Linked DNA regions of Homo sapiens: regions 1 and 3 are each linked to region 2. The links are chromatin loops, found by intact Hi-C in ENCODE. Cell type or tissue: heart right ventricle. All regions are shown on one strand.

What was found. Hi-C counts contacts between places; a loop is a spot of excess contacts. Peaks named below come from ENCODE experiments on the same cell type or tissue, not always from the same donor. Only the 100,000 strongest peaks of a DNase experiment are listed, where the experiment ranks them.
Region 1: it touches region 2 in a loop (14-fold over the local background); 89 of 110 quality-filtered maps call a loop at or near these places.
Region 3: it touches region 2 in a loop (2.2-fold over the local background); 29 of 110 quality-filtered maps call a loop at or near these places.

Annotation. Positions count from the first base shown.
Region 1 is chr12:123,901,294-123,909,293 of GRCh38, forward strand. It overlaps DNAH10 (dynein axonemal heavy chain 10), which reads left to right. Exons shown (of 79, transcript NM_001372106.1): 57 at 1,646-1,820; 58 at 7,968-8,000. Among named protein-coding and RNA genes, the nearest start is that of DNAH10OS, 30 kb to the right of the region's middle. RefSeq lists an enhancer at 6,549-6,843. In heart right ventricle, a CTCF peak has its summit at 4,240 (motif pointing right); a DNase peak (open chromatin) is centred at 4,189; H3K27ac peaks cover 1,077 bases; H3K27me3 peaks cover 1,558 bases.
Region 2 is chr12:123,980,472-123,988,471 of GRCh38, forward strand. All of the region lies in intron 2 of ZNF664-RFLNA (ZNF664-RFLNA readthrough), which reads left to right. ZNF664 (zinc finger protein 664) reads left to right here. Exons shown (of 5, transcript NM_152437.3): 3 at 7,572-7,667. Among named protein-coding and RNA genes, the nearest start is that of ZNF664-RFLNA, 11 kb to the left of the region's middle. RefSeq lists a silencer at 3,542-3,601 and an enhancer at 3,792-3,861. In heart right ventricle, a CTCF peak has its summit at 3,572 (motif pointing left); a DNase peak (open chromatin) is centred at 3,585; H3K27ac peaks cover 3,646 bases.
Region 3 is chr12:123,797,313-123,805,312 of GRCh38, forward strand. DNAH10 (dynein axonemal heavy chain 10) reads left to right here. Exons shown (of 79, transcript NM_001372106.1): 14 at 1,934-2,059; 15 at 2,904-3,076; 16 at 3,969-4,120; 17 at 6,349-6,513; 18 at 7,521-7,728. Among named protein-coding and RNA genes, the nearest start is that of DNAH10, 39 kb to the left of the region's middle. In heart right ventricle, CTCF peaks have their summits at 4,443 and 4,646; no DNase peak of the experiment used is centred here; H3K27me3 peaks cover 1,297 bases.

The DNA.
Region 1 (8,000 bases), 79 kb before region 2:
CGCCTCAGCACGCTCACAGCTTAGACAGCTTCCTTTCTGCTTTTCTGTTCCGAAGGTTCCACACTCGTGATCTTGCTACCCTTTTCTGATGCATTCATCCCCCTGCTGCCCCAGGGACAAGTAGTGCCTGGGCTGGGGACCCTTTACAGTGTCAAGGCCCGTGCACGGCTTTGCACGCTGCAAGTGCCAGTGCTGGCTTGTTAGCTGTGGAGATGGGTTCCGAGAGACCTTATCATGGGGGAGGCAGAGCCTCTGCAGCCAGCATCTGTTTGTAGAAGGCCTGCTGCATTCATCTCCCGGGGCTGCTCTAACAAAGCACCATGATCTGGGGGCTGAAAACAACAGACATTTATTTTTTTAAATTAATTAATTAATTTATTTTTTTGAGACAGAGTCTCGCTCTGTCACCTAGGCTGGAGTGCAGTGGCGCGATCTCGGCTCACTGCAACCTCTGCCTCCTGGGTTTAAGCGATTCTCCTGCCTCAGCCTCCTGAGTAGCTGGGATTACAGGTGCCCGTCACCACGCCTAGCTAATTTTTGTATTTTTAGTAGAGACGGGGTTTCGCCATGTTGGCCAGGCTGATCCCGAACTCCCAACCTTAGGTGATCTACCTGCCTCGGCCTCCCAAAGTGCTGGGATTACAGGTGTGAGCCACCATGCCTGGCCAACAACAGAAATTTATTCTCTCACAGTTCTGGAGGCCAAAGTCTGACATCAAGGTGCCAGGACCATGCTCCCTCTGAAAGCTCTAGGGGAAGCCTCTTCCAGCTTCTTGGGGTTGTTGGCAGCCCTTGGTATTCCTTAGCTTAGCTTATAAATGCACCACTCCAGCGTCTGTCTCCATTGCCACACGCCCCTCTTCCCTGTGTGTCTGCACATGGCCTTCTGATAGGGACCCCAGGCATTGGATTTAGGGCCCACCCTCACCCCGTATGACCTAATCTTAACTAATTCCATCTACAAAGACCCACTTCCAAATAAGGTCACATCCTGAGGTCCCAGTGGGCACGAATCTTGGTGGGGTGACACTGTTCAAACCACTGTGAGCCAAGCCCTGCTCTAGGTTTTGGGGTTCCGGCCCTCGGGGAGGTGCTGACATCCTAGTGAGTGAGGGCACCCAGGCAGTGAATCAGCCAGTGGTGAAATGAAACTTCCGATTGCGATTGGTGTCATGAAGCAAGTCAGCAAGGAAGGGAGAGAGAGGACGACAGAGGGGCAGGCTCCTTAGAGGGTGGCTCTGGCTGGGCCCGAGTGAGCGTAGGAAGAGGCGATGAGAGGCAGAAGGAGGAGATCGCAGGGAGCCGGTAAGCAGGAGGGGGACCCCAGCATCCTCACTGAACACCGGCGAGGCAGGGCTGGGGGCTATCAGGAGCCATGGGATTTGTCCTGGATGGAGTGGGTGGGACACAGGTGGGCCAGTTGAGGAAGGTCAGAGTCAGGGTGGCTGCCTAGTGCTGGAGGCCCCACGCATGGTGAGGTTTTCTGTCCCACCAGGATCACTGAGGCTGCCACATTGGCCAGAGCCCCTTAGATCCCCGCTAGGGCTCAAGCCAACCTTTGAGGACTGCACTCTGCTCAGAGCCGGGGCCGCGAGTGCATCTCCTCTGAGCCCAAGCTTTACTCACCCCCTGTCCTACCCTGCAGCCGAGGAGAAGAAGAAACTGGCAGAGGAAAAGGCCATGGAGATAGAGGAGCAGAACAAAGTCATTGCCATGGAGAAGGCCGAGGCCGAGACGACCCTGGCAGAGGTCATGCCCATCCTGGAGGCCGCCAAGCTGGAACTGCAGAAGCTGGACAAGTCGGACGTGACTGAGATTAGGTAATGCACCTGAGCCACCATTCTGGGCTTCCATTCCACCTCTGCAAGCCAGTAGTCTCCATGATCGTGGCAACCAGGAGCTTACAAAGGAGCCGATGCCACATGCTGCCACTGTGCCTGGCTCTCTCCATGGTGGAGACTGTTGTTGCCCTCATTTTCGGATGGGGAAAATGAGGCCCAGGGAGATGAGGTGGGCGCCCCAGGCATCCAGATCCCCCAGCTAGTAGGAAGCAGGGCCTGCTGACCTTGAACCCAGGCCAAGGGAAGGATGGAGTGGGGTAAAACAGTGCTCTTCACGGAACATGCGGGGGCAAGTGTCCGCCCTAAGCAGGGGCAGGATGCTCACCATGGGGCTGAGCCCTGCTGAAAACAGCTCTGCAGAGATGTGTGCACACCACGGCCGGACTGGCGATGCCTGAATCCATTTCCAGCCAAGGAAGCTTTCAAGGAGGGTGAGAGTAGGTCACTATTGAGGCCCCCATACATCTTGCAAATCAATCTGTAAGATGACCCTGTCCCCCACACCAGAGGGCTCATCTGCTGTCAGCGAGGGTAACGTGGTGTGGCGTGGGCTAACAAGCTTTCTCCTCGCATGGCTTGGCCTCCCCAGGGCACTGTTCCTGGGCTCTGATGGTCAGTTGAGTCTTGTGAGTAAAGCCCTGGGAGGGAACACTGTCCTGGTGCCAGCCTCCGCCCACTGCCTCTGCCCCTGTGCTGCCTGGCCCCGCACAGACCCCTCGGCGTGGGAGCCTCAGCTCTCTCCTTCCCCACTCTTCATCCAGAAGGAGATCAGTCTTCCTGGCCCCACACACGGGTCTCGCAGCCGAGAGGCTCCGTTCCTGGGTCAGTAATGGGCTTCCATTCTGGGCTCCCGCTGGAGCGGTGCATGTTCCCTGTGCTTCCTATTTCTCTGCCTCTGTGCTGCCTGTGAAGGCTGAGCAGCGCTCCTTGTCCAAGTCCGTGCCCTTGTTTTCTTATTGGTGAAACATTTGTGAATTTGAGCATGGAATTCAGCTCACTCCAGGACAGAATGACCTCCCGGTTCATTCTTGGGAGGTCACTTGGAGGTGCTGCTGTGGTCAGCAAGAAGTCATTAGTTCAGTGTTGAGGATGGTGTCAAGGAGGGTATAAGGATCGATGTATTAAAACTTCAGCACTAGGCGTTGGAAGTTTAGGCTGAGGTACCAGGACACAGTGGAAGTGCACACCCAGCGGAGGGGTAGGAGACACGGTCAGCACACACATCCTCCAGGGAAATTTCTAGCTACCGGTGATAGGATTTGGGCCACTGCTCCCAGGTCAGCAGCATAAAAACATCGTGAAAGCAGAGACTAGGAAGGATTTTTGAAGGGGATTTATTTGAAGAGAAGGAACGGTGAGTCCCTTCCATCAATCCAAGGTGGAGGAGTGGGGGGGAGCTTCCATGGGGCCAAATAGAGGGCGTGGCATGTGTCCCCTGCAGTGAGACAGGCATTGCAGACAGGTGCCCCGCTCACCCCTGAGAAAGCCTAAGTACAAAAGGAATAATTTTTACACATTCATACATGGCTCTGCCTCTTTGCTGTGTGACGTTTAGCAAGTCATCTAACCTCTCTTTGCTCCAGTTTCTTCATTTGTAAAATGTGGATAAGAATTGTCTCGGCTGCATCAGGGTCTTCATGAGGATCATATGAGCCTATATGTGAAGAACTGGGCTGGGCACATGGTCAGAGCCATGTAAGCATTAGCTGTGATTATGGCTCCAGCATCCAAAAGGTATGCTGGGAAAAGCCCACGGCCACTGTGTCCTCTATCAGCTGTGGTCACCTTCCCACACTGCAACAGGTAGTATGGGTATATCATTTCTCATATACACTTCCTGAGGATTTTCATGCATGACCAAGGCAACCAGGTACACAAGGGTCTCTTCTCTTCCTGACTTCAGGTTCTGAGGGTTTGGAGAGCAGGGGATGCCTGCAAATCCTTTTTTCCTTCTTTTATATACAAATTATAACACCCTATGCATATCTTTCTGCATCTTTTCTGCTTAGCAGTATATTTTGGAGAGCTTTTGCATGTTGATGTATGATGAACTTCCCCGATATTTTAGAACATTCCTTCACATTCCATTGTGTGGCTGTGCCGTAATTTATTTAACAAGGCCTTACTGATGAGTTTGTTAAATAAATTGATTGTGTCTCCAGTCTTTTGCCTTTACAAACAGCGTGGCAAAGAATAAATCTGACCATAGTTCATTGTGCACGTGGGCGAGTCCACCTGCAGGATACATTTCTGGAAGTGGAATTGCTGGGTCCCAGGGTGTAGGCATTTATAGTGTTCATAGCTGTTGCCTAATCCCCGCCGTGGGGATGGAACCTATTTATCCTCACCAACAATCCAAACGAGTAGTACCTGCTTTTTCCTAGACTTACCAACAGGGGGCGCGATCACATGTTGGGATTTTTGCATATTTTGTAGATGAGTGGTACTTGTGTAGTTTTAATTTGCATTTCTCTTAGTGTGAGTGAAGCTGGCCTTTTTTTTTTTTCCTATGAGAAAAGTGTGTCTAAGAGTTATGTGTATTTCCTTTTCTGTGAACTTGGTTTGCGTATCTATTGGGTCGTGGTTATTGTTGCTTTTTATTTCAAAACCATTTCCAGGGGCTTTTTATATAATGGGGAGCTCAGCTTTTTATCCATAAGGTGAGTTGCAAATCTTTTCCTGGTTTGTCATGGGCTATTTGACTTTGTTTATGAGGTTTATGTGTGTGTTTGTTTTTGCCATCTATGTTTATTTTTATGTGGCAGGTTTTAGCAATATTTTATTTTGTGGCTTTTTTTTTTGAGACAGAGTCTTGCTCAGTCACCCAGGCTGGAGTGCAGTGGCACGATCTCGGCTCACTGCAACCTCCGCCTCCCGGGTTCACGCCATTCTCCTGCCTCAGCCTCCTGAGTAGCTCCAGCCTCCTGAGTACCTCCAGACGCCCGCCACGACGCCTGGCTAATTTTTTTTTGTATTTTTAGTGGAGATGGGGTTTCACCATGTTAGCCAGGATGGTCTCGATCTCCTGACCTTGTGATCCACCCGCCTCGGCCTCCCAAAGTGCTGGGATTACAGGAGTGAGCCACTGCGCCCGGCCTTTGTGGCTTTTTTTAAATTTATTTTTTGAGACAGAGTCTCATTCTGTCACCTAGGCTGGAGTGCAGTGGCGCGATCTCGGCTCACTGCAACCCCTGCCTTCCAGGTTCAAACGATTCTCCTGCCTCAGCCTCACAAGTAGCTGGGGTTATAGACACCCACCACCATGCCCGGCTAATGTTTGTATTTTTAGTAGAGATGGGCTTTCACCATGTTGGCCAAGCTGGTCTCAAACTCCTGACCTCAGGTGATCCACCCACCTCAGCCTCCCAAAGTGTTGGGATTACAGGCATGAGCCACCGCACCCGACCTATTTTGTGGCTTTTGGATATTGTGTCCTAGTTAAAAGGCCTGATCACACTGCAAGATTGTAAAATAATTTCCCCATGATTTCTTTTGGTACTCTTATGTTTTAATTTTTTATATTTAAATCTTTTATCTATTGAGGATTTTTTTCCTGGGGTTCTGTGTGAGTTTGGATCCAATTTGAGTTTTTCCAGATGAGTAAAATCTGGCTTTTCTCAGGTCATTTGGATGTTAAGCGCAATGAGCCGGCACTTACATCTTGACAATTTTATAATCTTTTAAGTCCTTAAAAAGCGCTTCCTTCTTATCATACTCAATCCTCTTTGTAGAAATCATTAAATGTTAAGGCAGGAAGATGAAGAGTCATGAAGATTAGAAGTAGATGTTTCTCTAACTATAAAACTATAAAAGCCTCCCTTTGTTGCTGGCTCTTGAGTTTCACTTTTCTTCCTTTCATTCATTCAGTAGTCAGTGGGTGTCTGTCCCCCACCCCACCCCTGCCCTGAGCAGGCACTGGGGCCCATCAGCAGTGAGGCAGGCAGGGTCTTCACTGCGTGGCGCTGACACTCTGTTTTCCTATAGGAATCCCATGTGCATGGGGAAATTATGTAGGATTAGGTTAGGAAGGAAAGGTCCTTGCTGCTCTGACAGTGGATGTTGGGACCTGACCTAGTCATGGTCATGGAGGGCGGAGGGGGCACCTTCTCTGAGATTGCAAGGAGCTCGGCTGGAGAAAAAGCAGAGACAGCTGGTGTGTCAGGGGTAGAGTACTGGGAGGTGGGGAGTGGGGTTTATAAGGATTATTTTCCTCTAGGGAGGGTAGCATATCATTCTCCCTTTCTCATTCCTGAGTTTGTTTTGTGATAGAAGAAAGGAATCAAATTAAACAGACATCTCCCTTTCTCTTGACTTGCACCCTCCACATTTCACACACCTTGGTCATCCGGCATTGTGGAAAGTGGTATGTTCTGGATAAGTGAGATCCCAGAGCGTGGCCTGCAACCCAACAGCAGAAAACGTCACTTTGGTAGACTCAGAGGATTTGGGAACTGGAAGGTTCCAGTTCTGCGTCTCTACTTCACAGATGGGGAAACTGACGCCCTGGCTGGTTCCTAACTTGCCCAAGGGCTCAGGACCCCGCCGCAGGCCTGGGCTCCTTCTGTCTTGAATCTGAAAACATCTGCCCCATTCTTTCCCCACCTGCTTGTTCACAGAGCGGTGGCCGGGGCCTGGTTTCCATCCACCCTGAAGGGACCTTTTAAAGACACTTGACAGCCCCGCCGCTTTCCTAAGCAGCCAACACCAGCGTGATCGAGCCTTTTCCCGGGGACTCAGGGCCTTTCTTTCATCACTGGGCTTTGTGCTGAAGTGTGGGCGCCCTCCCTCCTGGCTGTTGCCCTGGCTTGTCCGTACACTATGGGGCCTTCTCTCCTCTGCTGTCTGTGTGGGAGTGTGTGAGGGTTCCGGGGTCAGGAGGGGTGGGGGATTTGCTCACTGCAGAAAGCCTCCAGGTTGCTGTCTGCTCAGGCTGTCTCCTCCCTGTCTCTCTGTCTCCTCCCTGTCTCCCTGTCTCCTCCCTGTCTCTCTGTCTCCTCCCTGTCTCTCTGTCTCCTCCCTGTCTCCCTGTCTCCTCCCTGTCTCTCTGTCTCCTCCCTGTCTCTCTGTCCCCTCCCTGTCTCCTCCCTGTCTTCCTGTCTCCTCCCTGTCTCTCTGTCTCCTCCCTGTCTCCCTGTCTCTGTTCTTGTGCATGTGTCTCCCCCTCTGTCCCTCCATCCCCCTCTTTCTTCTCTGGCTCACCCCAGCCTCCTACCAGAGCACAAATGCCTGGGCCCCTGCCTGGCCGCCCCCACACTGCATCCATGCCCTCCGGGACCTCTGTCTCCTGCTCTTCTCTCCTGCTTTTCCTTCCTCTCCTGCTTTGCCTTGTCTGTGCTGTTCTCTTCCACTTCTGTCTTTCCATGGCGTGGTCTGGGAGACTCCTGTGGCTTTCACTGACCTTGCCTGGCAGTGGGATGCCCCGGTGAGATGGGTTCGGTTCCTTCTCTGGCCTTTGTACCAGCGCTGCTGTTCTGTCTCCTGTTCCGTTGGCAGTTCTGGTTCTCCAGAGGAACAAGGGCAGTGGACATCTGCGTTCTGGAGGAGCAGAGTGATGATCTAGTCTTATCAAAGCCACAGAACACAATTACGGGGCAACATAGCCTGGAAAGAGCCCAGGATGCGGGGACCCCAGGCTTCCCAGGCGGTGTCAGCACAGCCAGTCATGCAAGCTCCCAGGACCCTGTTTGTCCATCTAGTAAATGGGGAGAGATAATGGTTGGTGGTGATGGTGATGGTGATGATGATGATGATAATGACAATAATGACGGCAGCCACCATTTAGAGTCTGAGGAATCAGCCGAGGGTGTAATTAAAACATAGGTGCTCAGGCTGCCCCCTAACCACTGATCCAGACGCTCCGGGGACGGCCTGGGTTTGTATTTTAATGCTGCCCCCGCACCATTCCAGGCGCCTGGTCTGGAACCTGAGAGGGGGACCCGGCCCTGCCCTTAGGGACGCTCCCGCCCAGGAGTGCGGTTTGTGTTGGGACCTGGCTTCTTTCGTTTGCTTGCAGCAGTAGCTCCAGGGACTGTCTTTTGGTTGAGCTCGTTTTTCTGGAGCTCTCTTTCAGGCCAGATCCTGGCCACATCCCGGGGTTGTGACCCACGTGCCTTGGTTTCTTGCCAGGTCGTTTGCTAAGCCCCCGAAGCAGGTGCAGAC
Region 2 (8,000 bases):
TTTAAATACAGAGAAAAGCTTTCTGCACAAAATATGTATATTGTAGAATTATATTTATGGGCACAGTTTGCAGAATGGTTATGATACATCCCCTATATCATATATTTAGTGGCAAATAACATTGCCATTAAAAACGTTTATGAAGAAAATATATTAAAATGCTTATGATAGTGTTAAGTGGAAGGAAATCAGGATACACAATTGTATACCTGATATGATGAAAACGCCCCAAAAAAAGTCCCAGCAGCCTTCCAGTAAAACCTATGAATGGCAAAAATATGTAGAAGAAATTAGATGGAAATCTTAAGAATTGTGGAATTCGGTAGGATGTCGGGTGATTTAAATAATCTTTTTTGTATTTGCCAAGATTACATGTACCTGTATTACATGTATGATGGAACATTTGATTTAACAAAGTATATCTGGGACATGATAGCTACATGGCAAATAGACATGAGCACTTTTTTTTTTGGTTAAAGCCAATGAATAAATTTGGAATTTACACTGAAAATGATTGGGACCCATTGAAAACTTGTGAGTAGGGTAAGAACAATCCATTTTGCATTTTAGAAGGTTACATTAGAGTAGATAATGGATTAGAGGGAAGCAAGACTGGAGGCTTTTGTAGAATTCCAGGGAAGATGATGGTGGCTTGAGTTAAGTTGAGACAATGCAGGTACACAGTGGAGAGTTTCCAGAGGTATTTGGAAGAGAGTGGCTAGACCTTTGTGATGGGGGGAAGTCAATGATATTGACTTGGGCAATTGAGGGGAGAGTGGACTCATTTACTATAGTTGGGAATTGGCTATGGTTTGAATATTTGTCCCCTCCAAAACTCATGTTGAAACTTAATCCCCAATGTGACAGTGTTGAGAGGTGGGGCCTTTCAGAGGTTTGGCTCATGAGGGCAGAGCCATTCATAGATTAATGGGTTGTCATGGGAGGGGACCTGGGGGCTTTATAAAAAGAAAAGAGATCTGAGACAGCATGTTAACATGCTCAGCCCCCTCTCATCGTGTGATGCCCTGTGCCGGCTCAGGGCTCTTTGGAGAGTCCCCACCAGCAGGAGAGCTGTCACCAGATGTGGTCCTGGGCTTTTTCAGCCTCCATAACTGTAAGAGATAAATTTCTTCATAAATTATCCAGTTTCAGGTATTCTCTTGTAAGCAATAGAAAACAGATTAAGACAGGAATATAGTAGGCTTTGGTGAGGAAGTGACTGATTCAGTTTTGGATGTACTTGAGTTTGAAGGTCTTATAGGACACATAGGTGTGTCACGAAGAGGATTTACAAAGAATAATTTTACAGTACACATGTTTTGCTGTAAGAATGACTAGATACTATACATAGCTATGGTATTAAAATCAATATTTCTACATGGTAAATTTTTCTTGCAATATAGTTGTACTTCTGTAAATTGGGGCATATCTGTCTAGATAGACTGGACCATTGATATTTTTCACATAGAATTATTTGAGACTGCATGACCTCGACTTCAGATAATACCATGATTGTCTTTGGGGTTCATTGGGTAGACTCTTGCCTCTCTGAGTGGGTGGTGGAGGTTCCTCTGGGCATTAGTGGTCCTTTTGTCAGTCATCCTGTTGTCAGAGTACACCTGACTTCTGGGAGTGATTTCTCTTCATCTTGGTAAACTGGTCCCTTCCACGTAGGGGCAGGCCAGGAAATAGGCAGAGTGGTGCCCTTTCATCCATGTGTGAGTGCCCACCTGGCTGTTAATAGTATGGCTGGAGCATGGGTACCTTGAAGGACAAGTGGAGAAAAGGTAGCGGAGAAAGTGCCTGCCAAGGTAACAGAAGTCATTAGAGAGGAAGGTAGATGTCTTCATCAGAGGTTGGGGCCCAGTCGCTGGGAAGTTGGTGGCAGTCAGTGTGGCTGTGCTCTTTGCCTTCATCTCCCAGGCTTCTCCTGCTCACTGTGTGTCTGCCCTATGCTTCTATGTGTGCCTGCCCTCCCCCTAATCTCTTCTCTCGCTTGGCAGTAAATAACACGTGACCCCAGGTGGTCACTCTGGAAGGCCATTCTGAAACTCTAACTTCTGCCAGCTCACATCACAGACCCAGTCTTTCCACTTCCCACTTCCCAATTCCAAATTCTCTAGAAGGACAATCTGATTGGCTTAGCTTGGGTTCCACGCTCACCGTATCGGTTTTACTGTTGCAGCGCTTACAGGAGCAGATTCATTTAGTGTGAGCCTGGTGGACTGGCTAGAAGGGAGTGCAGACGAGGACACTCAGGAGAGACGTCCTGGAAGTTAGAAAGTTTCAAGAATGGACAGGAGCAGTAGTTTCAAACGGCCTAGAGATGTAATAAAGGGATCAGGAGTGAATCTTAGATTTAGCAAATTGAAGTCTTTCAGCCCAGGTTGAAAGTTGTGTCTACTGGGCATGGTGGCTCATGCCTGTAATCCCAGCACTTTGAGGGGCCAAGGCAGGCAGATGGCTTGAGGCTGGGAGTTTGAGACCAGCCTGGGCAACATGGCAAAACCCCGTCTCTACCAAAAATACAAAAATTAGCCAGGCATGGTGGCACACACCTGTGGTTCCAGCTACTTAAGAGGCTGAGGTGGGAGCATCACTGGAAGGCAGGGCTGTAGTGAGCCATGATCACGCCACTGTACTCCAGCCTGGGTGACAGAGCGAGACCCTGTCTCAAAAAAATAAAAAAAGAAAGCAAGCAAGTTGTGCTACAGCTAATCCATGTGGGAGAGTCACAAGGTGGAACCAATGGCTATGATTACTCATTTGTAAGACACTGAAAGAAGAGAATTTTTAAAATACAATTTAATTTTGAAGATGTAGCAGAAGCATTCAAAATGTAATTTTAAAAATATAATTCGTATTGCTTTTTAACGCTAAAACATTTCTACACCTTTATTCTGATTCTGAAATACACAGTGTCTCTTGTGTCACTTGATACATTATAAGAAATTCAGTAAAGCTATTCTAGAACTCATTTATTTTTCATACCCCTGAAAGTTCATAAAATAATCATAGGTTATTTCCATATCTTATTTTGCAGTGTGTTCTATGATATTGTGACAGAGCTTGTGAGGAAGCCTTTATAGCCAGAGCAGACCCCTGTCCCAAAGATGATGAACTCTGCCACTTAGGTTAACAATACAACAGTTCATAGAAATAATTGGAACCATTTTTCTTCTGCAGAGTAAATCCTGTATGTCCCTCTGGCTTTCAAAATATCACTTTTGGATGTGTAGTTCAAATATGTTTAGGATTGAGCCTGATGGGGGTTTAAGAATATTTCATTGATTCAAAGTACTCGGTGTTGGCTAGAAAACATGTCAAGTTTCTCAGTTAACCGATGTTCAATAAATTACTTTTAATACTATAACTTTACATTGTGATAGGACTAGGACCTTGTGGTAAGCCTCCAGACTCACAGTTAGAATCAGAGAACCTGCACAAAGCGGGTTGCATGCATTTTCATGATGCTTGGCAACTAGAGGTAGTAACCCATTGTGACATTGATTTCAAGTCCTAACTCCTTAGTGTGAAGAGCCGAGGTTTCTGAGCAGGTGTTTGAGTGCCCTCTGGAGGCCTTGTGAACAGTTGAAATGTGGACTCCTAGCAAAGCTTTCTTTCACAGCCAGAGTTGAGAACCAGTGGGCGAGATGGTTGAAACTGGTGTGGATGTTAGGAGCAGAGGAGAGGGGAGATGGAACTCATGGGAATGAACTAGTGTTTACAAGAGCTTGCCCGGCCAACTGATAATACTGGGTTTATGCAGTGAGTGTAGAACACAGAGGCCGTAGGGTCACAGAAGGAGCCAAGGGAGTGTGGCCAGTAATGTCCAGTGGGATAAAGAACAAAAAGTGCCCTTGGATTGGCCAAGAGAAGGCCGACAATGAGAGAGGAACCTCGGTGGTGTGGTGTTGGATTGAGGCATGAGTGGGAAGTGAAGCAATAGAAATCTGGAAAAATCAGTCTTTAAGAGGTCTGGATGGGGAAATGGAGGGTGGGGCCAGGGAGACAGGGTAGCTAGAGAAGGCCTGGGATTAAATGCTGTTTTTCCTTAAGGTTGGGGGAGACTTCTGCATTGTGTTTAAATGCTGAAGGGAAGAAACAAGCACAGAAAGAAAACAGTTGAAAGGGGTGTGGGGGCCGGGGAGGAGGAGAGAGTTGGTTTCAAAGTTCTTTGCCTGGGAGATCTGTTGAGGGAAGAAGTTGCCTTTTATAGGGACTTTGAGTTTGTCAAAGTAGTGATTTTCAGTTTATCGTGGGATGATGGGGAAATAATTCTAGTAGGCAGTTGGAGATACAGGTAAGAAGAAAAGACTGTGTTAAGAAACTGTGGCATCATCATCATGGAAATGGTCATCATTCCAGCCAAGCAGGTAGTTGAGCTAAAAAATGGAGACAGGACATACTGTATGGAGGACTCCTATATTTAGGCATAGGCATGTGAGATGGCAGACACAATCAGCAAGGCCAGAGGAAAAGTGAGAATGTGCAGGGAACTGGGAGCCGAGGAGACCGTAGACTAGGATTCAGGGTGAGGCAGGAGGAACGGCCCCAAGATTTGACTCTGAGAGCAGTTTTGTAGTGGGGGTGGGGGTACAGAATGGTGTGTGGGAGGTGCACACAGAAGGTATTATAGATGCTGTGGAGGAGCTCAGTAGTGAAAGTGAGAAGAGTGAATTGGTCTTAGTCGGGGGATGGCTCCAGAGAACACATGTCACTTATCTGTGCATATGAAATTAGAGCTGTAATCAACAATGACTCTAGAAAGGATTATTTTTGCTTTTTTGTTTTTAACACCATCATCTCAGAATATAAGATCTAAGTTTCATGTAACTTTTGTGCCACTTCCTACTCTTCTCAGATTGAGAATCTGACCAGAAGGAAGAAAATGTCTAGGTCTATTCATGACATTTGAGGGAGTTCTTGCAGGAGAGAGTAAATGTGACTGATTTTTGATTTACTATTCTGACACACGTCAAATGTTAAATCCTTTAAATCTATGAGACCATTTGCTATCATAAATGACATTTTAAAAAACTTCTTGGTAAAACTAATAGTATGGCTAATAGAAGTTATTTGGCTTCACTTATTTAAAATATTTCGTTAAGAAAAGATAACAGATTCCTAATATCAGAAGTGGTAAAATAACTGTGTTTAAATCTGGGAGGTGGGATTTGACCTCTCACTTTAGACTGAGTGCCCAGTTTGAGCGGCCAGGCGTACAGTTTAAGCATACACTTATCCAAGGGGTGGAATGGCAGGTTCCAGCTTAGGCCCAAACACGTCCGCTGCTGTGGGACTGGTGCGAAGATCTGTGAAGGCCTTAAGCCATTAAACTTTTGGAGGCCTTTACTATGTCATATCAAACATTAAATCACCCATGTCCCACATAAAATTAGCTTGTACAAAACCATATGAGTTAAGCTTTGATTGGCTATAGACATTTAACATTTATTAACTTTAATTTTGCAATTTTCTTTTCATGTTTTGCATCCAGTAATGTTTTTTTTCAGATCTGAAACATTTACATAGGTCTTCGAGATGCTCATGAGCCTTAGGGACTGTGCCTATATACCTAGAGATAAGACATCCCAGTTCTGCTGGGAAGTGGACATTGGGTATGTCTAGGCATGTCTGGCGGGGGGCTGGAGGGGGTGGGCTTGCCCAGAATCTGTTTGTTTGTGGCACTGAGGCACCTCCTGGGAAAACTTCATCTTAAGGGGGAGTTGAAGGAAGTGTTTTAGTTAGGGATTTTTTGTTGCAAAGAACAGAGTTTCATTCAGACCACTTTCTGTACAAGGGGCTATATTGGAGGATGCATGTGGATCAGACCCATGAGGAACTCAGGCTGTCCAGAGACAAGCCACAGTCTTCCCATGGACAGTGAGGTCTCTCACGGCATCACTCATTTCTTTGTGTCTTTCTCCTCTTGCTGCCATCTGGCTTGTTTTTCCCTCCTCTGTATGTCTTTTCTAACCTTTTAGCTCCTCCTTGCTTATAGATTCTACTTCCTCATGAGTTTGGTTTGCTGTGATTTGATGACCTCCGCAGTCATTTTGCGGATCATAACCTCTCAGCTTCATCTCTCACAGCTGATAACCTCATTCTCTCAGTATTGCTTAGATTCCTGAGAGAGAGGGAATCTGATTTTGTTTTGCTTTTATTGTTGTTCCAAGCCACATCATATGTCAGAGTTAAGCTCTTGGGTCAGATGTCTGCACTTGGTCTCAGAAGTGGTCATGTGGCCGATGGCTGCCTGGGCCTACCCTTAAAGCTGAAGCAGTTCCCATTAGTAGGATTTGTAGGCTAGCAGGCACCATGATTGGCATGTATAGTTCAGTAAGGGAGGAAAAAACCTGGCCCAATATCAAGACCACTTGAAATTCCTCCAAATGTATTCCTGCCCTTTAAAATATTATCCTGCTAACAGCTTTCATTCTAAGTTGAACCTTTATTCCCACAGAGAAACTAAAATAGCTAAATGTGTTGAAAGCATTTTCACTTTTCCATTTTCTTCCTGTTTTATTCAGTCTCTGACAGTGCAGGGCCACTCAGCATAGTCTACAGGACTCTATTTCTAATGTTAGTGATTTCTGCTGAAAATGATATAGCAACTTCAGATAGCTATTAGCAAGATGGATCATTCTAACCACATGCCTTTCACATAATCCTTTCCCCCAAAGCTCTGGGGAGCTGTAGAGGCATACTGTAATCCAGCACTGTCCCCAGATTGACAACAGCTAGAAAAACATGTAAATGTCCCATCCACATGTAGATACGGCAGCAGTGTGAACCTAAGTTCCTTAATATATCATAACTCCCAGGGGAAAGTGAAGTTCCCCAAACTTAAAGCTAGATCTTGAGATCTATACCTAAACTTCTCTGAACAATTATAGAATATAGCAGAGGCGGGGAGGTAGTAGATGGAATAAATAAAATAATGATAATGATAGCTTTGTTGAGCCCTTGAAATTTGCCAGGCAGTGTTTTAAGTACTTCTCATGGATTAATTGATTTAATCCTTAAATTACCTTATCAGATCAGCTGCCTTTATTATCTCCATTAACTCATTCTTAACCTCCTAGGTGAAGGTTACACAGCAGGTATGCAGTAGGGCCAGGACATGAACTCACCCAGTCTGACTCCAGTTTGTGCTTCTTCAGTACCCTGAGAGACTGGAAAATCCGTGAAAAAACACTATTGATTGTTTATTCCCTGGCATTTTAGCCAGTCTGAGTCAGTTATCTTATACCTATGAACCTTAAACTCATTTTGGATCTGGTTCCCATCACGAGGCTAATTGTGATAATGGGATACCTATATCTTGGAGGGAAGTTGTGCAGAGTGCCTGGATTTTCCTTTCTGTGGTTTCTCAGATTTGCTCATCCCTTCTTTGGACCTCCATGCCTTGAATCCCATATATTTATATAAATCCCAGATGTAAATAGGTCTGTCCTATCTTCTGAGCTGGGACCCCACGTTTATAGTAGCTAGTTCATGAAAACATTTTGTGATCCTAAATTCTCTATAAATAAACCCATTTTTCTCTTTGCATTTCTCCCATCCAGCAGGATCCTAAGGCCTTTGTAGTCCTTCAGCCACTGTGGGCCCTGCCTCTGCCTGTTCTTCTGGAATGTCTTGGGGGTTTTGATCCTGTCACTGTGGTAAGTTTTCCCCTTGTTTCACCATTTGTCCTAGATGGAGAATCCCCCTTGAGTATTTTAAGCCAAAGCTGTCTCTAGAATTTTTTCTGAGCATGTGCCCTTTGGGCTCAGTGAGGAAGCAGCTCTCCGTGCACGCTCTTCCTGACCTCTCGCCTTTATCTGGCATTGGATTCCCCAGATCTTGGACCACCTTCCTTACTCTAAAGATGTCAGAAACATTTTTGTCCAACTCTTTTTGTTCCCTGGGATCTTCATTTTCTTCTTTCCATGTGAACCATTGGTTATTAAAACTTTGTTTCAGTTGTCCCATTTTCTTCTGCCATCTTGGAGGCC
Region 3 (8,000 bases), 180 kb before region 2:
TGAGTTAGAGGGTCTTTCTGTTGTCCTTGCATTCATGCTCATAGTAAACTGCCTTTTGCGTTCCTTCTTTTTCTTTTCTTTTTCTTTTTTTTTTTTTTAAGACAAGGTCTTGCTGTGTTGCCCAGGCTGGAGTGCAGTGGCACAATCACAGCTCACTGCAGCCTTGACCTTCTGGGTTTAAGCGATCCTCCTGCCTCAGCCTCCCGAGTAGCGGGGCCTACAGGTGTGGGCCACCACGCCTGGCCCATTTTTGTATTTTTTGTAGAGATGAGGTTGCACCATGTTGCCTGCCCAGGCTGGTCTCAAACTCCTGAGCTCAAGCAATCTGTCCACCTCGGCCTCCCAAAGTGTTGGGCTTACAGGCGTGAGCCACTGCACCTGGCCTGTGTTCTTTCTCTTTGGCATCTTAATACAGAAGACATCTTCCAGAATGTGGTCATGTGGGCTTCTTCCTGTATTGAATTTTCAGCTTCTTTGGAGGATGCCTACCATCTTTTCGATATGATCTCACCCCCCACCCATGGATTTTTATATGTTATATAGCAGAGGCTGGTAAGCCATTTCTTTGAAGATCCCGATAGTAAATATTTTAGGGGTTTGGACAATTTCTCTGCAACGACTCAACCTGTCGTTGCTGCAATAAAGTATCCCCCAGATAATACGTTTTGAACAGGCGTGGCTGTGTCCAATAAAACTTTATTTATGGATGCTGAATTTGAATTTCATATCTTTTTCTTGAGTTACAAAGCATTATTATTCTTTTGATTTCTTTTTAATCATCTAAATCATTTCCTTCTCTTCATGTAAAAGCTGTTCTTAGTTCATGGGTAGAGACCAAGGCAGTTCATGGACTGTGGTTTGCAGAAGGCTGCCAGTCAACCTAGATTTCAAGTTATCAACTATATTAGTCCATTTTGCTATAAAGAAACTGGGTAATTTATAAGAAAAGAGGTTTAATTGGCTCACAGTTCTGCAGGCTGTACAGGTAGCATAGCCTTCCTGGGAGGTCCCAGGAAACTCCCAATCATGGTGGAAGGCAAAGTGGGGGCAGGTACCTCACACAGTGGGAGCAGGAGCAAGAGAGAGTGAAGGGGCAGGTGCTGCCCACTTTCACTTGAGCAGATCTCCCAAGAACTCACTCAGCATCACCAGGACAGTCCCAAGAGAGGTGGTGCAAACCATTCACGAGAATTCCGCCTTCGTGATCCAGTTGCCTCCCAGCAGGCCCCACCTCCAACACTGGGGATTACAATGCAGTATGAGATTTGGGAGGACAGAGATCTGTGCTATATCACCATCGCAGACCAACTCTCCAAGCTTTGGGAAAATCTATTGACTTCCTTTTTCAAAATGTGTTTATATCTAATACTATTTTATATTATATTATTTAATATTATATAACTATATATTATTTATTATATTAACATTTTTATTTATTATATTTATAATGTATGTATACAAAATTATGTAGAAAGATATGAAAAAATGTTTATATATAATTATATAAAAATGACCAGGTGCAGTGGCTCACACCTGTAATCCCAGCACTTTGAAAGGCCGAGGTGGGCAGATCACCTGAGGTCAGGAGTTCAAGACCAGCCTGGCCAACATGGTGAAACCCTGTCTCTACTAAAATACAAAAATTAGCTGGGTGTGGTGGCATGTGCCTGTAATCCTAGCTACTTGGGAGGCTGAGGCAGGAGAATCGCTTGAGCCCGGGAGGCGAAGGATGTAGTGAGCTGAGATCGCGCTACTACACTCCAGCCTGGGCGACAGAGTGAGACTCCGTCTCCAAAAAAAAAAAAAAAAAATTATATAATGTTTATAATAATTTATATATTATATTTATAATTTGTATAAATTATCTGTGTAGAGCGAGATGAAAAATGTTATTTTCAAGGACAAAATGACGGTTGCTTGAATTCTTTGATAGGTCAAACAAAAATATTTGGAAGTAGGTAGGACAATGAAGGAGTATGAAGACAGAAAGTATGAGCAGTGGATGGAGGTGACGGAGCAGGTGCTGCCAGCTCTCATGAAGAAGAGCCTTTTGACCAAGGTGCGCTGCCCACGCCCTCATTCCCGATTGCCGCGTGAGACGATGGCGTCTGCCACATTTTCTCAAGGCTTGATTTGTTGACATTCATGAAGTTGGGTCAGTTTCCAGAATCAAAGACAAGGAAGGGCTAGGGGAGGAGGAGAAAGGAAAGAGTGGAGATGGCACGATGCCATGGCTAGGACGCGGGCTGGAAACGGGCAGCCCTACTGACTTCTTGGGCAAGTGGCTGAATACCAAGCCTCCGTTTCCCCATTTATGAAATGCGTTTTATAAATCAGATGATGTAGACAAGCAAAGGGTTGGTTGAATCATATATGAAACAGAGCTGACAGCTGGCCATCTTTAACCTGCAGAAAAATGCCATTCCACCTGATTCATCCTCTTCTTCAGCTCTGGGCCCCGCACTTGGTGAATGCTCGATAAACGAACACCTGCCGTTAGGGAGGAAAGATGCAGCCTGGCAGTTTTAGGTCTTTGGTTCCTGAAATCCTGACGTAGGGACCAAAGCAAGTGGAGAGGGCCAGGTGGGACCCCTAGGGAACAGGTGGGCTCAGATCCGACCAAAGAGGCAACTGCTCCATGTCAGATTTTCCAGTGTTTCAAGGGAAGGCAGAAGGAATTTTTAGGTGAAATTGCTCCATTTTCAAATGCCGGCAACTGAATTGATTCTTCAAAATCTCCGTTCACCAAACAAAATACATATTCCAGCCAGTTCCAGCCAGCACCCCCGTCTGGTGAAGGGCCCAGTGTTGATCTTTTTCATGTTCACTTTTGGTGTGGGTTGTGTTGATCCAACTGTCTCTTGGACTGCCCTGGCCGCGCTGATGGAATGTCTCTTCCACAGTCTTCCATCGCCACAGAGGAGCCTTCGACTTTAGAAAGGGGAGCTGTTTTTGCAATCAACTTTTCACCGGCTCTCAGAGAGATTATTAATGAAACAAAGTACTTAGAGCAGCTGGGGTTCACTGTCCCTGAATTAGCAAGAAATGTTGCTCTCCAGGAAGACAAATTCCTTAGGTAAAAAAATTCTTCTTTTAAATTAGCAGTAAGCTTTTTGTTCTTGGGACCCCTTTACGCTCTTAAAAATTATTGAGGACCCCTCCAAAAGCTTTCATTTTTGTGGATTTTATAATTATGAATTCTTACCACATTAGAAATTGAAGCTAAGGCCTGGGCGTTGTGGTGCTACCTGTAGTCTCAGCTACTTGGGAGGCTTAGGTGGGAGGATTCCTTGAACCTGGGAGATTGAGGCTGCAGTGAACCGTGATTGCTCTATCTCCAGCCTGGGAGACAGAGCGAGAGCCTGTATCCAAAAAAAAAAAAAGAAGAAAAAAAAATTGAAGCTAAGAAAAGTTTAAAATATGGGGTTGGGTGTGGTGGCTCACGCCTGTAATCCCAGTACTTTGGGAGGCCGAGGCGGGCAGATCATGAGGTCAGGAGTTCAAGACCAGCCTGGCCAGCATGGTGAAACCCCATCTCTACTAAAACTACAAAAATTAGCTGGGCATGGTGGCTCATGCCTGTAGTCTCAGCTACTTGGGAGGCTGAGGCAGGAGAATTGCCTGAACCTGGCAGGCAGAGGTTGCAGTGAGCCGAGATCGTGCCACTGCACTCCAGCCTAGGCGACAGAGCGAGACTCCATCTCAAAAAAAAAAAGAAAAGTTTAAAATAGGGATCAACAATAGTAAACCTATTTCATGTAATATAAATAACATCTTTAATGAGAAGTAACCAATATTTTCCAAAAAAGAAAGTTAATGAGAAGAGTGATGTTTTAAATTTCTGCAAATCTCTTGATCAAGGTTGGTCTTGATTGAGACCACGGTCTTTTGTAATCTCTTGACCGCAAAAGCTTTTGATGAGCTTAAAGGTGCTCTCCTCAGGTTTATGACATTCCTGTCATGTGCAGGTACACAGCTGGGATACAGCGCATGTTGGATCATTATCACATGCTCATAGGAACGTTAAACGATGCGGAGTCTGTGCTTCTCAAAGATCATTCCCAGGAACTGCTCCGAGTGTTTAGGTCGGGATATAAGAGGTTGAACTGGAACTCACTAGGTAACGTCATTCATCTATTGATTGCCTTTTAGACTTGGGATGCAAAGTAATTCTTTTAGGTTGTTTTATTTGAATTACCATTTTCATATGTTTATAGAGACAATTAACAATTTTTGAGGGTTAAGAAATACAAGTTGCGGAACTTAGAACTGATCTCCAGGCTGTCGTTGGGATGAAGATAAGAGGGGTGATATTTTCACACTCTGCAGACCCAAAGCACATTTCTCCCAAAAGAAAATCACCTTTACTTTTATTTTTTTAATTAAAAATGTAATTTGGAGGTAATTATAGATTCACATGCAGTTGTTAAGAATTACGACAGAGGGAGCCTTCGTACCCTTTAGTCATTTTCCCTAAGTAGTAACTTCTTGCAAAACTAGTTAAGATCACAACCAAGATATTGACATTGATACAGTCGAGATAGAGAGCATTTTCAACACCACAGCGAGTACTGTCAAGTCCACTTCCCTCCCATCCTTGCCCTCTCCTTAATCCCTGGCAACCATGAATCTTTATTCAATTTCTGTAATGTTGTCATTTCAGAGTGTTATATAAATGAGATAACACATAGCCCTTTTTTGATTTGGCTCTTCTTGCTCAGCCTAAGTCTTCAAAGATCTGCCCTTGTTGGATGTGTCAACAGTCTGTGGATTTTCGAAGCATACCCCACGGTATCAATGTACCATAGTTTGTTCAGCCTTTCACCTTTTGAAGGACAACTAGGTTGTTTCCGGTTTTGGCTCTTAGGAATAAAGCTGCTATAAACATTTGTGTACAGGGTTTTGTGTGACAGGAGTCTTCACTTTTTCTGGGATAAATGCCCAGGAGTGCAGTTGCTGAGTTGCACGGTAGTTGCATGTTTAGTTTAAGGTTGTTGTTGTTGTTGTTTTGAGATGGAGTTTCGCTCTTGTTGTCCAGGCTGGAGTGCAGTGGGGCAATCTCAGCTCACTGCAATCTCCACCTCCTGGGTTCAAGCGATTCTCCTGCCTCAGCCTCCCGAGTAGCTTGGATTATAGGCACCTGCCACCACTTCTGGCTCACTTTTGTATTTTTAGTAGAGATGGGGTTTTGCCATGTTGGCCAGGCTGATCTTGAACTCCTGGCCTCAAGTGATCCATCCGCCTTGGCCTTTCAAAGTGCTGGGATTACAGGCGTGAGCCACCACGTGTGGCCTTTTTTTGTTTTTGTTTTTGTTTTACTGTCATGCTGTCTTACAGGGCGGCTGTGCCATTTTACATTTCCATCATCAATATATGAGTGACTCGGTTTCTCTGCATCCTGGCCAGTTTTGCTGTCACTTTTTTTTTTTTTTTTTAATTTTGGCCATCTGATAGCTGTGTAATGATATCTCATGGTTCTGATTTGACTTCTGTAATGGCTAATGGTGTTGAGCATCTTTTCATGTGCTAATAAGCACAAATATGTCATGTGTATGGCCTCTTCAGCAACACGTCTTTTTATGTCTTTTGCCTATTTTCTAATTAGATTGTTTGTTTTCTTTACTGTTGAGTTTTGAGCATCCTTGGTATACTCTAGATACTCGTCTTTTATTGGATGTGTGGTTTGCAGCTATTTTCTCCCACTCTGTCGCTTGTCTTTTCTTTCTCGTAGGAGGGCCTCTGGTAGAGCAAAAACTGTAAATTTCAACTAAGTCCAGTGTATCAATTTTTCCTTTAATGGGTTCTACTTTTGCTGTCAAGTCGAAGAATCATAAGTTTTTTTCTCTCCTTGTGTTTTGTTTCTAAAAATGTTATAGTATGATGTTTCCCAGTATAGTCTGTGATCCACTTTGGGGTTTTTATTTTCATAAAGTGAGACCGATCGTAAGTACTTAGCCCGAGTTTACTGTTCATGTTCTTGCTGTTCGTCTAAGCTCCAGGCCAGAGGAGGCTGCGGGCAGGTGGTGCAGAGTGGAGGTTCAGGGAGCTCCAGCAGTGAGAAGACAGCTAGGCTTGATAGTCCCTTTCTCCCCATGGTGCTCCAGCCAGGACCGTGCTAACATTTGAATAGAAGAGATGCATTGCTTGGTTGATTCTGGGCTCAGGACTCCTTGTCCCAGTCCCTTAGGGTTCAAAGTGGATCTTTGCCAGCCCAAAGACCCAAGGGGTTGGAATGAGCAGGGTCTTTCCTGCAAAGGGATGCCAGTATTAACATCACAGACGTTGGTGGGGGGATGTGGAAAGACAGAGTTGGAAGCCAAATGTCTTTCTTTCTTTCTTTCTTCAAAGGTATCGGTGACTATATAACTGGTTGCAAACAGGCCATTGGGAAATTTGAGTCTCTCGTCCACCAGATTCATAAGAATGCAGATGACATTTCTTCCAGGCTGACATTAATAGAGGCCATAAATCTCTTTAAATATCCAGCCGCTAAAAGTGAGGAAGAACTCCCAGGTAGATCTGACTTCTGGGTTCTCCAGTTATGGAATTAATGAGAACATATATTGTATATACATACATGTGTATATATGTACCTATAAATATACATATGTATTTGTATGTTCCATGAATGGCATCAAACCATTTCTAATGCTCTCAGTCATTTACTTGAAAGAATCACGGGTAGCTATTACTTTTTGTCATGTTTTATATATTGCTTAGTTTAACAAATTCATGTTTATTTGTTTTTGTTTTGTTTTTTTCTGAGACGAGGGCTCACTATGTTGCCCAGGCTGGTCTTGGACTCCTGGCCTCAAGTGATCCTCCCACCTCATCTGCGAAAGCCTGTGGTACTTTGTTGATAACTTTGTAACAGTAAAGCTAGTTGTATTTTTTATGGGCTCACATTTACTTGCTAAAGAAAGATACTTTAGGCAGGGCTCGGTGGCTCACGCCTATAATCCCAGCACTTTGGGAGGCTGAGGCAGGCAGATCACAAGGTCAGGAAATCGAGACCATCCTGGCTAACACGGTGAAACCCTGTCTCTACTAAAAATACAAAAAATTAGCTGGGCGTGGTGGTGGGCACCTGTAGTCCCAGCTACTCGGGAGGCTGAGGCAGGAGAATGGCGTGAACCTGGGAGGCGGAGCTTGCAGTGAGCCCAGATCGCACCACTGCAGCACTCCAGCCTGGGTGACAGAGTGAGACTCCGTCTCAAAAAAAAAAAAAAAGATACTTTAAGTGGTCTTAGACTAGTCAACAAGGAATTCAAGATATGTCAACAATGAATTGAAGAAAAACAAGATTGCCCAAAGGTATAAAAGCCACTAGATGTGCGTAACTGGTTGTCATTTATTTGTTGCTTAGTGTGTGTTCTGATATTGACTTATGTTCTGCTTTGGGCTGAGGTTGGAGGCTGGTTTTGGTTTTTTTAAGACACACAGCTCATGTTTGGATTGCCTTTTGAGTGCTGTCCTTCCCTGTGTTCGTGGACAGCTCTAACAGACATCTTTCTCTCCAGGCGTGAAGGAATTTTTTGAACACATTGAGCGAGAAAGGGCCAGCGACGTGGACCACATGGTCCGGTGGTATCTTGCCATTGGACCACTGCTGACCAAAGTTGAGGGCCTGGTCGTCCACACCAACACAGGCAAGGCCCCCAAGCTGGCCTCCTACTACAAATACTGGGAAAAGAAAATTTATGAGGTCCTGACAAAGCTCATCCTGAAGTAAGTTCATCTTGTTGCATGCTTTAAAATGGTGTGTGTAGATTAAAACAGTTGACAAATATGGACAGTTAGAGGGGGTGGCAAGGTAGAGAATGAAAATCAGTTGGATGGTCAGAGGCTTTCTGGCAGAAGGGCACTCACAGAATGGGGGGATGACCTTCATGATCTTGTTAGGCCCCTCAACATTCCAAAAAAGAAAGGATCCCTCTCCCCACTTCAACTGTCTGAAAGCCATCGTGAGCCTGTGTTCAGCTGGCAGCAGAGAATCGCTG